Regions from separate parts of the Homo sapiens genome. Here region 1 is linked to region 2. A link is an interaction called in ENCODE POLR2A ChIA-PET data of the cell type or tissue named here. Cell type or tissue: B cell. All regions are shown on one strand. Each heading gives the region's core, and the rest is flanking DNA. Links, peaks and the distances in the headings are about the cores only. Region 1 overlaps TXNDC11 (thioredoxin domain containing 11). Region 2 overlaps LITAF (lipopolysaccharide induced TNF factor).

Region 1 (5,380 bases), core at 95-5,094, 150 kb before region 2:
AGATGTAGCCTCAAAAAATTATAAAAGTAGTTCTGCAAAAAATTCACTGGAGCAAGTGTAAAATCATACTTGAGTACAAGTAAAATGATACTTAGGTACAACAAAATCAAGACCATAAATACCTGACAGAGATTAAAAAACCATGTATATCCAGACCTTCCTGACAGTTTAGAATTGTGGCTAGTTGAATTTTACTGTTCGCACTATTTATATTCTGTATAGATTGGATACACATTTTTTCACCAGAACATCAGTATAGCTTTATTCAGTCATGTTGGAAACTACATATGTGTTAACTATTAGCAGAGATTCCCCAAGCAGCAGTATATCTAGTTATTCTGCTTTTAGTTCTTAGCTATGCATCAGAGTAAATATTCCTTAATTACATAGATAGCAGATGGATGTCTGTGCACCTCAGAGGCCTGCCTCTCATTTTCCCTGGGCAGGCTGGTGGGTGAGGGCTATATTAAGAGGCAGGGTACTGGGGCCTGATCCCTTTGGCACACTCACTGGGTTTGTGATTTGGGGCGGGTTACTCACTTCCTGGGCATCAGGGGCCTGGGCCAGGGTATCCTTGAGATTCCTTCTAACAGTAAAGTTGTGGTAAGTGGGTTTTGACATGGTTCTTCAGTGGGTTACAGCCAGAGCCACTCGGGATGGCACAGCAAAATGGTGAAGAATCAGGAGTCAGACAGACCTGCTTTTAGCAGTACTCCATTGATTGATTGATTGATTGATTGATTGATTTAGAGATGGTCTCACTCTGTTACCCAGGCTGGAGTGCAGTGGCATGATCTTGGCTCGCTGCAATCTCCATCTCTCAGGTTCAAGTGATTCTTCTGCCTCAGCCTCCTAAGTAGCTGGGATTACAGGCATGCACCATCATACCTGGCTAATTTTTTGTATTTTCAGTAGAGATGGGGTTTCACCATGTTGGCCAGGCTGGATTATTTTATTTTTTTGAGATAGGGTTTCACTCTGTCACCCAGGCTGGAGTGTGGTGGCATGAACTCGGCTCAAGCGATCGTTCTGCCTCAGCCTCCCAAAGTGCTGGGATTACAGGTGTGAGCCATCATGCCCAGCCCAGCAGTACTTTAAAAGACTATCCTCCAAGTATTGGTGTGGAGTTCATGTTAGACTCACTAATCTACTGACGACATTACTGCTGATGACATTTAAAACATTACATTAAGTTTTTTGGCAGCCCACTTAGAGTGATGTACAACAGTGATTAAACTGGACTGCCTTTAAAATGGGAACCACAAGAGTGCTACCAAGATGGGGTCCCTAGATCACTTCTGTCAGCCTTTAAAATGACTTCCTCCCAAAAGCTGTGGCTTTTATCGGGTTAGTATCATCTTTTGCTGGGCTTGTCACTGAGATGAGATTGTCTCATTGGCAAGAGATAGATAGTACTTTATTAATTGTGAAACAACTCACTAGTCAAGCCCATCGTGACACTTGTGAAACCATTTGTCTTGCAAAATATACCAAATAGCACAGCCTAGAAAATGTATCAGTTTCACACACACTGCCTATAAGATAGAGACAGAATTCTAGATCCAGAAATGAAACCACTGTCATGGTTTTGATGGTTGAATAATTAGGAAAGTTAAGGAATTTTTGGAGTCCCTGGAGTAGAACACAGTAAGCTTTTGAATATTCTGCTAAGTTAGGGTTTCTCAACCTTGGCGCAGTTGACGTTGGAGGTCAGATAATTCTGTGTTTTGGGGGGCTGTCCTGTGGTTTGTAGGATATTTAGCAATATCCCTGGCCTCCACCCACTAGATGTTGGTAGCACCCTTTTCTCCCCTCATTTGTGACAACCAAAAATATCTGCAGACCTTGCCAAATACCCCTCAGGGGGCAAAATTCCCCCATTAAGAACTACTGCTCTGAAGAATTGAGTTTTCCCAATTAAGGCCTTAAGAGGAAGAAAACATGTCTTTTATCATGGGGCTCTCAAAGGCATTCATTTAATAGTTAAAAGTTTATCTGCTTATAATGGTGGCAGTAGAGAGAAGATGAAAATTAAACAGTGCCTTGACTAGAGAATGGTGGAAGGTTATGGTGGGGTGGGGGGGGCGGGTGGAAATTATAGCTAGGGGTGAGTTAGAGTGTCATCAGTAGAGCTGTCTCTGATACTCAACTTTTTACTCAAACTACTCACTTTTTCCAAAAAACACAAACAAAAAAACCCTATACAGTTTAAATATGTGAAGGAACTTGCTAATTTAAAGACATCTTACTATGAAAGATACTTGTTTTGGTCAAGAGCCTTATCTCAGTTTATATTTTTTATCAATATGGATTTCAGTATCAAGTGTGTTTAAATTTAAGTATATCAAAATTGGGTCAAAATAATTAATGTTTTCATGGCACTTCTGAAGTTTGACATAATGAAGGATTGGTTTTTTTTTGCTTGACTTAGTGTCTGTTAGATATGTTTGTAACATCTTGTAGGAGTATGTGTGATAATTTCCTCCTTGTTTTAAAAAAAAATTTCTTGCGTAGGATCTGGATTTTAAGGAAGGAAAAAAAAAGAAAAAAAATTGATTAATTATAAATTTGTCTCTAATCTAGATATTTGTGAGCATTTTGGACCATTATAAAATTATATAGTTAGCATTCATTACTTGGGAAGTGATGATGTCCTGAAATACATAATATTCTCTATTGACATAAACTTGTTTTTGAGACAGAGTCTCGCTCTGTCTCCCAGGCTGGAGTGCAGTGGCGCAATCTCGTCTCACCGCAACCTCCACCTCCTGGGTTCAGGTGATTCTCGTGCCTCAGCCTCCTCAGTAGCTGGGATTACAGGCATGTGCCTCCACGCCTGGCTGTTTTTGTATTTTTAGTAGAGATGGGGTTTCACCATTTGGCCAGGCTGGTCTTGAACTCCTAGCCTCAAGTGATCAGCCCACCTTAGCCTCCCAAAATGCTAGGATTACAGGTGTGAGCCACTGTGCCCCGCTGACGTAAAATTTTATTATATGTATATGGAACTCTATTCATGTATGCTTATTCTATTGTTAGAAAAAGAAATGTACTAATTGTATCTTGGTTTTAATTTTTAGAAGTCCTATAGTTGAATCCTTTCAAAGGCCTATTCAGATGATTTGATACTGAATTGCTTAGAGTGGAAATTTTTTTTTTTTTTTTTTTTTTGAGGTGGAGTCTCGCTCTGTTGTCCAGGCTGGAGTGCAGCGGCGTGATCTTGGCTCACTGCAGCCTCCACCTGCCAGGTTCAAGTGATTCTCCTGCCTCAGCCTCCTGAGTAGCTGGGACTCAGGCATGTGCCACCATGCCCGGTTAATTTTTGTATTTTTAGTAGAGATGGAGTTTCACCTTGTTAGCTAGGATGGTCTCTATCTCTTGACCTCGTGATCTGCCTGCCTCGGCCTCCCAAAGTGCTGGGATTGCAGGCGTGAGGCACCGCACACGGCCGAAGAGTGGAAGTTTTTAACCAATGGAAAATATTTTATTTGGCTTAGATATCTCAGACCTACCAATATCACATTGCGCTAATCATTAACCATGGTTTTATGTTTGTAAACTATGACTCTAAGAGGCCTGGCGAGGTGCTTCATGCCTGCAACCCCAGCACTTGGGAGGCCAAGGTGGAGGATTGCTGGAAGCCAGGAATTCAAGACCAGCCTGGGCAACAAAATTAGACCCTGTGTCTATAACAAAATGTTAAAAATTAGCCAAGCATGGTGGCACATGCCTGTAGTCCCAGCTCTACTTGGGAGGCTGAGGCTGAAGGATTGCTTGAGTCCAGGAGTTTGGCGTTACAGTGAGCTATGATGGCACCACTGCACTCCATCCTGGGCAACAGAGTGAGACTCCATCTCAAAACAAAACAAAGACAAGACTCTGAGACCAGAAACAATTTCTAGGACAACAGTTTTGCCTTTAAGTTACTTAAACATCACAGAAAGCCATTAAAGGGTGAGTACTAAAAATTCTTAACTTTGTAAACCCTGAAATACTTCAGTTGTTATTAGCAAAGAAGTAATGCATAAACTATGCATGGTGAAGTGCTCTTCAGTTTTCAAGTGCTTATTTCTAAATGTTCCAAACAGCTGGGTGAGGTAGATGGAAACTGTGGATCCTTCCAACAGATTAAGAAGCTAAGGTACAGGGAGGCTGTGATTTACCTACATGGAGACTGGACGACAGCCCAGCCTTGTGGCTCCCCAAATTCTTGTCTATCATGTTCCTTCCTCAAAGAAATATTTAAGGTTCCTGAATTGAAACTTCAGTATCTACCCAGGGGTTACAACTTCAAATATTTATTTAATGTCATTTTTTGAAACTTTTTTCTTTTATGGTAGAACATTTTGACGATGTTGGCTCCTTAATTTGGCTGTTAGCTTTTTTTTTTTTCTAAATGAATACTTAAAAGAATAAATATGGATGAAGGATGATGCCATGGCTCTTAAGCAGCAGAGTTTTGCCATTTCCTGTTATTAATTGGGTCATTCACATTTATTCTGCAGAACTGGGATTATTTTGTGTATGATAGTCACAATATTCAGGCAGGGTATGGTCTATAATTTTCTACCCAGGTAAGCACTACAATGATACTTCCCTTGTAAATAATGAATGTAGCTAAAAACTGAAATGAACTTGCCAGGAGATCCCATAAAGGGAGATTAAGAGCTCTATATAATTTTCTTGCAAACCATGTTAAGAAATTTGACTGGGCCCCGTGGCTCACACCTGTAATCCCAGTACTTTGGGAGGCCGAGGCGGGCAGATCATGAGGTCAGGAGTTTAAGACCAGCCTGGCCAACATGGTGAAACCTCGTCTCTACTAAAAATACAAAAAATTAGCCGGATGTGGTGGCGGGCGCCTGTAATCCCAGCTACTCGGGAGGCTGAGGCAGGAGAATTGCTTTAACCTGTGAGTCAGAGGTTGCAGTGAGCGGAGATCACGCCACTGCACGCCAGCCTTGGCGACAGAGAAAGACTCTGTCTCCAAAAAAGAGAAAAAGAAATTCTACTTACTTCAGTTACTCCAGTTGTGGAATCCCTCTTCCTTGAATGTTCTTCCTGCCAATTTAAATAGAGAGAGGAAAATGAAGTCGATTACTGTGGACAACGTATACTAACAGAACCAGTGTCATTTTTATTTTTATTTTATAGAGATGAGGTCTTGCCATGTTGCCCAGGCTAGTTTGGAACTCCTGAGGTCAGGTGATCCTCCCATCTCAGCCCCCAAAAGTCCTGGGATTATAGACATAAGCCACCACACCTGGCCGGTGTCATTTTTATTTCAGTGGACATTAAGTTGATTGGAAAGGGAATAGGACTGAGCAATAGTCATTTAATTTTCAGTGACTAATTTTCTGGCTCCTCTAATTTCAGTATTGTT
Region 2 (5,380 bases), core at 231-5,230:
CCCCGTGGGTGAGGCGGTCTATCAGGTAAATAGACTTCCTTAGTTCTGTGTTTCTTTAGCACACATATTTTTGACGTCTCCCGGGTCTGTTTGGCCACCCATGGTCTGTTCTGAATTTGATTGATGTTTACTTGCCTAAGAATTGTTATTTGAGGTCAAGTGGCATTTTCCAGGGTCCTCATAATTTCATCTTGTTGTTTGAGCCTGTATTGATTGACACTCTGGACACAGGTGACAACAGCTTTGTAGCTAATGAAGTTGTCCCTTGGCTGCAGGTTATTTCAGTAGAAGAATTGTGTAATTTCATAGAGCTTAAGGCATGGACACAAGAAAGGAACCATTCTGGAGGGTGTCTATGTGATGGTAATTCTCTGCTCACCTCGCAGTAGGTAGGAGTTTATATACCAGGATCCAAAGCTGGAGGCTTCAGAGAAAATAATGTTGGAGAATTTAAGCTATTTAGCTCATGGAGCCTTAGATTTAATTGACAGTGTGCCTCAGGTAAGTTTAAGAGCTTAATGATGTCTTGCCTTAAACTTGAATCCATGAGGTTATTCCTAGATGATGCACTGATAGTTTGAAATTTTTTATTAAAAAATATTAAAGTGTGGAAGATAAAGAAGAAAGGCATAATCTTATAGAACGAAACAACTACCACTGGCTGTCCTTATCGGGCGGCTTCTGTCTTTTGTCTTTGTGCCTGTTTTCTATGAAATTGTCATCAGCGTTCATACAATTTTGTATCCTAATGCAGTCTCAGTCTTATTAATGATCTCCTTGCACTGTTTGATGAAAAACTGTGATTCACGTGGAAACTAGGGATGTGGTTTCACCAGGAGTCCAGAGGAAAACTGCCCACTCTGATTGTGGGGGAGCAGCCCAACTCCCCGATGGAAGCATTTTCCATTCCACAAATCACTGTGATTTGTCATTACGCCATGCTTGAACCTGGCTTTAAGATTGTGGTAACTTTATCTTTGACTTGTGGGACATACCGCCCTGCAGAAACAGCCTGAACTCAGAAGATGGAATTGGCACACATTTCTCTGAAATATTTCACTCTGAGCTTCTGTACTTTTACTGAGGTCTACTGAAACTGGAATTTGTTTGGGATCAAATAACCAAAGGCCAATTTCTCGCTTCCTTTCCCAAAGAGCTGGAGGTCCGGGTTTCCCCTTTTGTCTACCTTCCTGCTTAACCATTTATGGCTTAAGACGCACCATTCACCTTGAACATTTTCAGGAATGATAGACAGGTTAAATTCCATGACAACAAAAACCGTATTGCAGAATTATTGTAGCTTAAAACCTGCCAGGTGACCCTCCTTAGTTTAAGAATTTTAAGCAATATTCAATTTAATAAGTGTACAATTTGGATAGTTCCTGAAAGTTGATTATAGTCAGGATCCACTGTGCTCCCATTATTGGAAATAACGTTTTTCTCCAGAGACCCTAAAAGACCAGACCTTTTTGACCCTCGCAGCTGGTTCTCTTTCTTGTTTACAAACTAGGCTATTTTCTTAGGGGACCTGACAATTTGCATGTGAGTGCCCTTCTTTTGCCTAAGGAATCCCTTTTTTTATTCTGGGGTCATTTCTGCGATATACATATTCATGGGCCTAGCTTAGTGTTTCTTTTCTGGGGGCTGGGAGATGGAGACCAGAGTAGAATTGAATATTTCTCCTTTTTCTTCCTGGAAGAATCGATCTTCGAGGATTAAGTTGGTAGTTAAAAAGCCGCTTTATCTTTCTGAAGGCCTTGCCCTTTTATGTGTTGATCTGATACCCAAATGTAGAAAACAGTTCTATACACAGCTTGAGGATATATTTTTAGAAGAGTTTACCACCCACATGTGGCTAAAGCTTTGTGGGGAGTTCTTTTTTTTTTTTTTTTTTTCCGTTGTGAGTGAAATAGATATTTCACTATATCTTGCTCTTGTTTTCAAACCCTTTAAAAAGCCATTGACCATTTTCTCTTTTATTTTTAGTTGACACATAATAATCATACACATTTATGGGATAAAGAGTGATATTTTCTTATATGTCTCCAGTGTGTAATTGATCAAAGAGTAATTGGCATGTTCATCACCTCAAACACTTATCATTTCTTTGTGTTGTGAGCATTCAGAATTCTCTCTTCTAGCTATTTGAAAATATACACTGAATAATTGTTAACCATATTCACCCTACAGTTCTACAGAACAGTAGAACTTATTCCTCCCATTGAACTGTAACTTTGTACCTATCAACCAACCTCTCTCTAGCCTCTCTTCCCCTCCCCTTTGTAACCTCCAGTAACCACAGTTCTTTTCTCTACTTCTGTGAGCTCAATTTTGTCGTCCTTCCTTTGTGGAAGCTGTGAAATACCTTTCGAGGGGAGTGCGGACTTGTGGTCAGGTGTAAATATGCATTCAGCTGGGCAGAGTTTGGGAGATTCCTTTAAAACCTGTTCTTTTGCTGAAATTCTAGGTATCTTTTTATTTTATTTTATTTTTTATTTTTCACCTCATCAGTTAGAAGTGTCAGAAACTCTCCTTTACCCCCCACTTAGTCTTTGGCATTTAACCAAAATATACTTTATTTACTTATATATTTTTTGAGATAGGGCCTTGTTCTGTTGGCCAGGCTGGAGTACAGTGGCGTGATCACAGCTCCATGCAGCCTCAACCTCCCTCTCGAGCTCAAGCCATCCTTCCACCTCAGCCACCACACTAATTTTAGTGGTTTTTTGTTGTAGAGACAGGGTTTCGCCATGTTACCCAGGCTGGTCTCAAACTCTTGGAGTGAAGTGATCCATCCATCTTGGCCTCTCAAAGTATTGCCATTACAGGCATGAGCCTCACCCCAAAGCACTCAAATTTTGTTTTTTTAAATTGAACTTGAGTGCTTTGGGGTAAGACCTGCCTATTCCATTTCACCTTATAGTTTTTCTTACTCTTGGCCTATGTAGGGGAGAGAGAAGACTTTCTTTCTGCCTTCTGAAGGTACCATAATTGAGCCTATGAAATAAACTGATGATAGATTAACGGATGAAAATACATACAAATTTATTCCATGCATAAATGTGGGAGTCCCACAGAAAGTGAAACTCAAAGCAAGGTCAGATAATTGAAGTTTATGTAGTGTGCCTGAGCTACGAAAAAGGAATAAGCGGCTGGGCGTGGTGGCTCATGCCTGTAATCCCAGCACTCTGGGAGGACAAGGCAGGAGGATCGCTTGAGCCCAGGAGATCAAGACCAGCCTGGGCAACATGGCAAAGCCCTGTCTCTACAGAAAATACAAAAATTAGTCTGGCATGGTGGCTCATGCCTGTGATCCCAGCCACTCTGGAGGCTGAGGCAAGAGGATCGCTTGAGCCTGGGAGGTCGAGGCTGCAGTGAGCCGAGATAGTGCCACCGCACTCCCGCCTGAGTGACAGACAAGACCCTGTCTCAAAATAAAAAAGAAAAAGGAATAGGGGCCTGGGGCTCCTGGAGGCAGGTGGTGATAGGTTATAGAAGGGTAAGGGGAGGAAATGTATGGTGAACAAAGGTTGCCTTGTTAATGCAGATAAAAAGCCTCTTGAATGATGAAAGTTGTCTCAGAGTAGCCTCAGAAGAGCAGGTGATGGCTTGTGACCAGGTGTCGACCTTCAGTCTCCTCTCCTAAGTTAAGATCTTCCAGCCAGGCACGGTGGCTCACGCCTGTAATACCAGCACTTTGGGAGGCCAAGGTGGGTGGATCATGAGGTCAGGAGTTCAAGAACAGCCTGGCCAACATGGTGAAACCCCGTCTCTACTAAAAATACAAAAATTAGCCGGGTGTGGTGGTGGGCATCTGTAATCCCAGCTACTCAGGAGGCTGAGGCAGGAGAATCACTTGAACCTGGGAGGCAGAGGTTACAGTGAGCTGAGATCACACCACTGTACGCCAGCCTGGGCCACAGAATGAGACTCCGTCTCAAAAAAAAAAAAAACTTCACTGGTTGATGAGGGTCCTATGATAGTCACTTTCCTTTACACAGATCAAGTATCTCTTCTCTGAAATGCTTGGGACCGGAAGTGTTTCAGATTTTGGATCTTTTTTTCAGATTTTGAAATACTGCATTCTACTTACTGGTTCAGCATCTCTAATCCAAAAATCCAAAATCCAGAATGCTCCAATGAGCATTTCCTTTGAGCATCATGTCTGTGTTCAAAAAGTTTCAGATTTTGGATTTTCACATTTGGGATAATCAACCTGTAGATTTCAATTTATTGTATCAAAGGGCAGCTTTTCAGAGCTGCTCCTGTGTCTGCAGTTTCTCAGAATAATCAGCTCAATATATGCCAAAGAAATAGATCCTGAGGTGACATGTTCTAGTCTCCTGCAGTCATATTTTGGGGTAGTGTGTCCTGAGCCCCATCACCTATCTGACTCATTTATAAGTGGGATCCCTGAAAGTATTTAAATAAACTTTTAATTTTGGCATAATTTTTGATTTGCAAGAAAGTTGTGAAGTTAGTACAGGGAGTTCCTCACCCAGTTCCTGGTTCTCTCCATTATTCACATCTTACATCACACAGTATGTTTGTCAAACCAAGAAACTGATGAGGGTATGTTATTGTTCACCAAACTCCAGACTTTATCTGGAGTTCCCAGTTCTCCCACTGATGTCCTTTTTTTCTGGGCCAGGGTCCTAACCTAGGGTACTACATTGCATTGATATATTTTATTTTATTTTATTTTATTTTATTTTATTTTATTTTATTTTATTTTATTTTATTTTATTTTATTTTTTGAGACGGAGTCTCGCTCTGTCGCCCAGGCCGGACTGCGGACTGCAGTGGCGCAATCTCGGCTCACTGCAAGCTCCGCCTCCCGGGTTCACGCCATTCTCCTGCCTCAGCCTCCCGAGTAGCTGGGACTACAGGCGCCCGCCACCGCGCCCGGCTAATTTTTTGTATTTTTAGTAGAGACGGGGTTTCACCGTGTTAGCCAGGATGGTCTCGATCTCCTGACCTCATGATCCACCTGCCTCGGCCTCCCAAACTGTGTTTTATTTTTTTGAGACAGAGTTTTGTTCTTGTTGCCCAGGCTGCAGTGCAATGGCACAATCTCAGCTAACTACAACCTTGGCCTCCCGGGTTCAAGCAACTCTCCTGCCTCAGCCTCCCGAGTAGCTGGGATTACAGGCACGCACCACCACACCCAGCTAATTTTTGTATTTTTAGTAGAGATGGGGTTTCCCCATGTTGGCCAGGCTGGTCTCGAACTCCCGACCTCAGGTGACCCACCCGCCTCGGCCTCCCAGAGTGCTGGGATTATAGGCATGAGCCACTGTGCCCGGCCCCACATTGCATTTAGTCATCTTGTCTCCTCAGCCACCCTGGCTATGTTAGTTTCTCAGTCTTGCTTTGTTTT

What was found. Peaks named below come from ENCODE experiments on the same cell type or tissue, not always from the same donor. Only the 100,000 strongest peaks of a DNase experiment are listed, where the experiment ranks them.
Region 1: POLR2A ChIA-PET joins it to region 2 with 12 read pairs; 7 of 35 experiments call an interaction of 5 or more read pairs at or near these places.

Annotation. Positions count from the first base shown.
Region 1 is chr16:11,724,368-11,729,747 of GRCh38, reverse strand. All of the region lies in intron 4 of TXNDC11 (thioredoxin domain containing 11), which reads left to right. Among named protein-coding and RNA genes, the nearest start is that of TXNDC11, 16 kb to the left of the region's middle. RefSeq lists an enhancer at 1,160-1,219. In B cell, for the core only: no CTCF peak of the experiment used is centred there; no DNase peak of the experiment used is centred there.
Region 2 is chr16:11,578,835-11,584,214 of GRCh38, reverse strand. The region is part of intron 1 of LITAF (lipopolysaccharide induced TNF factor); the gene reads left to right. Among named protein-coding and RNA genes, the nearest start is that of LITAF, 5.4 kb to the left of the region's middle. In B cell, for the core only: no CTCF peak of the experiment used is centred there; no DNase peak of the experiment used is centred there; H3K4me3 peaks cover 1,474 bases; H3K27ac peaks cover 3,709 bases.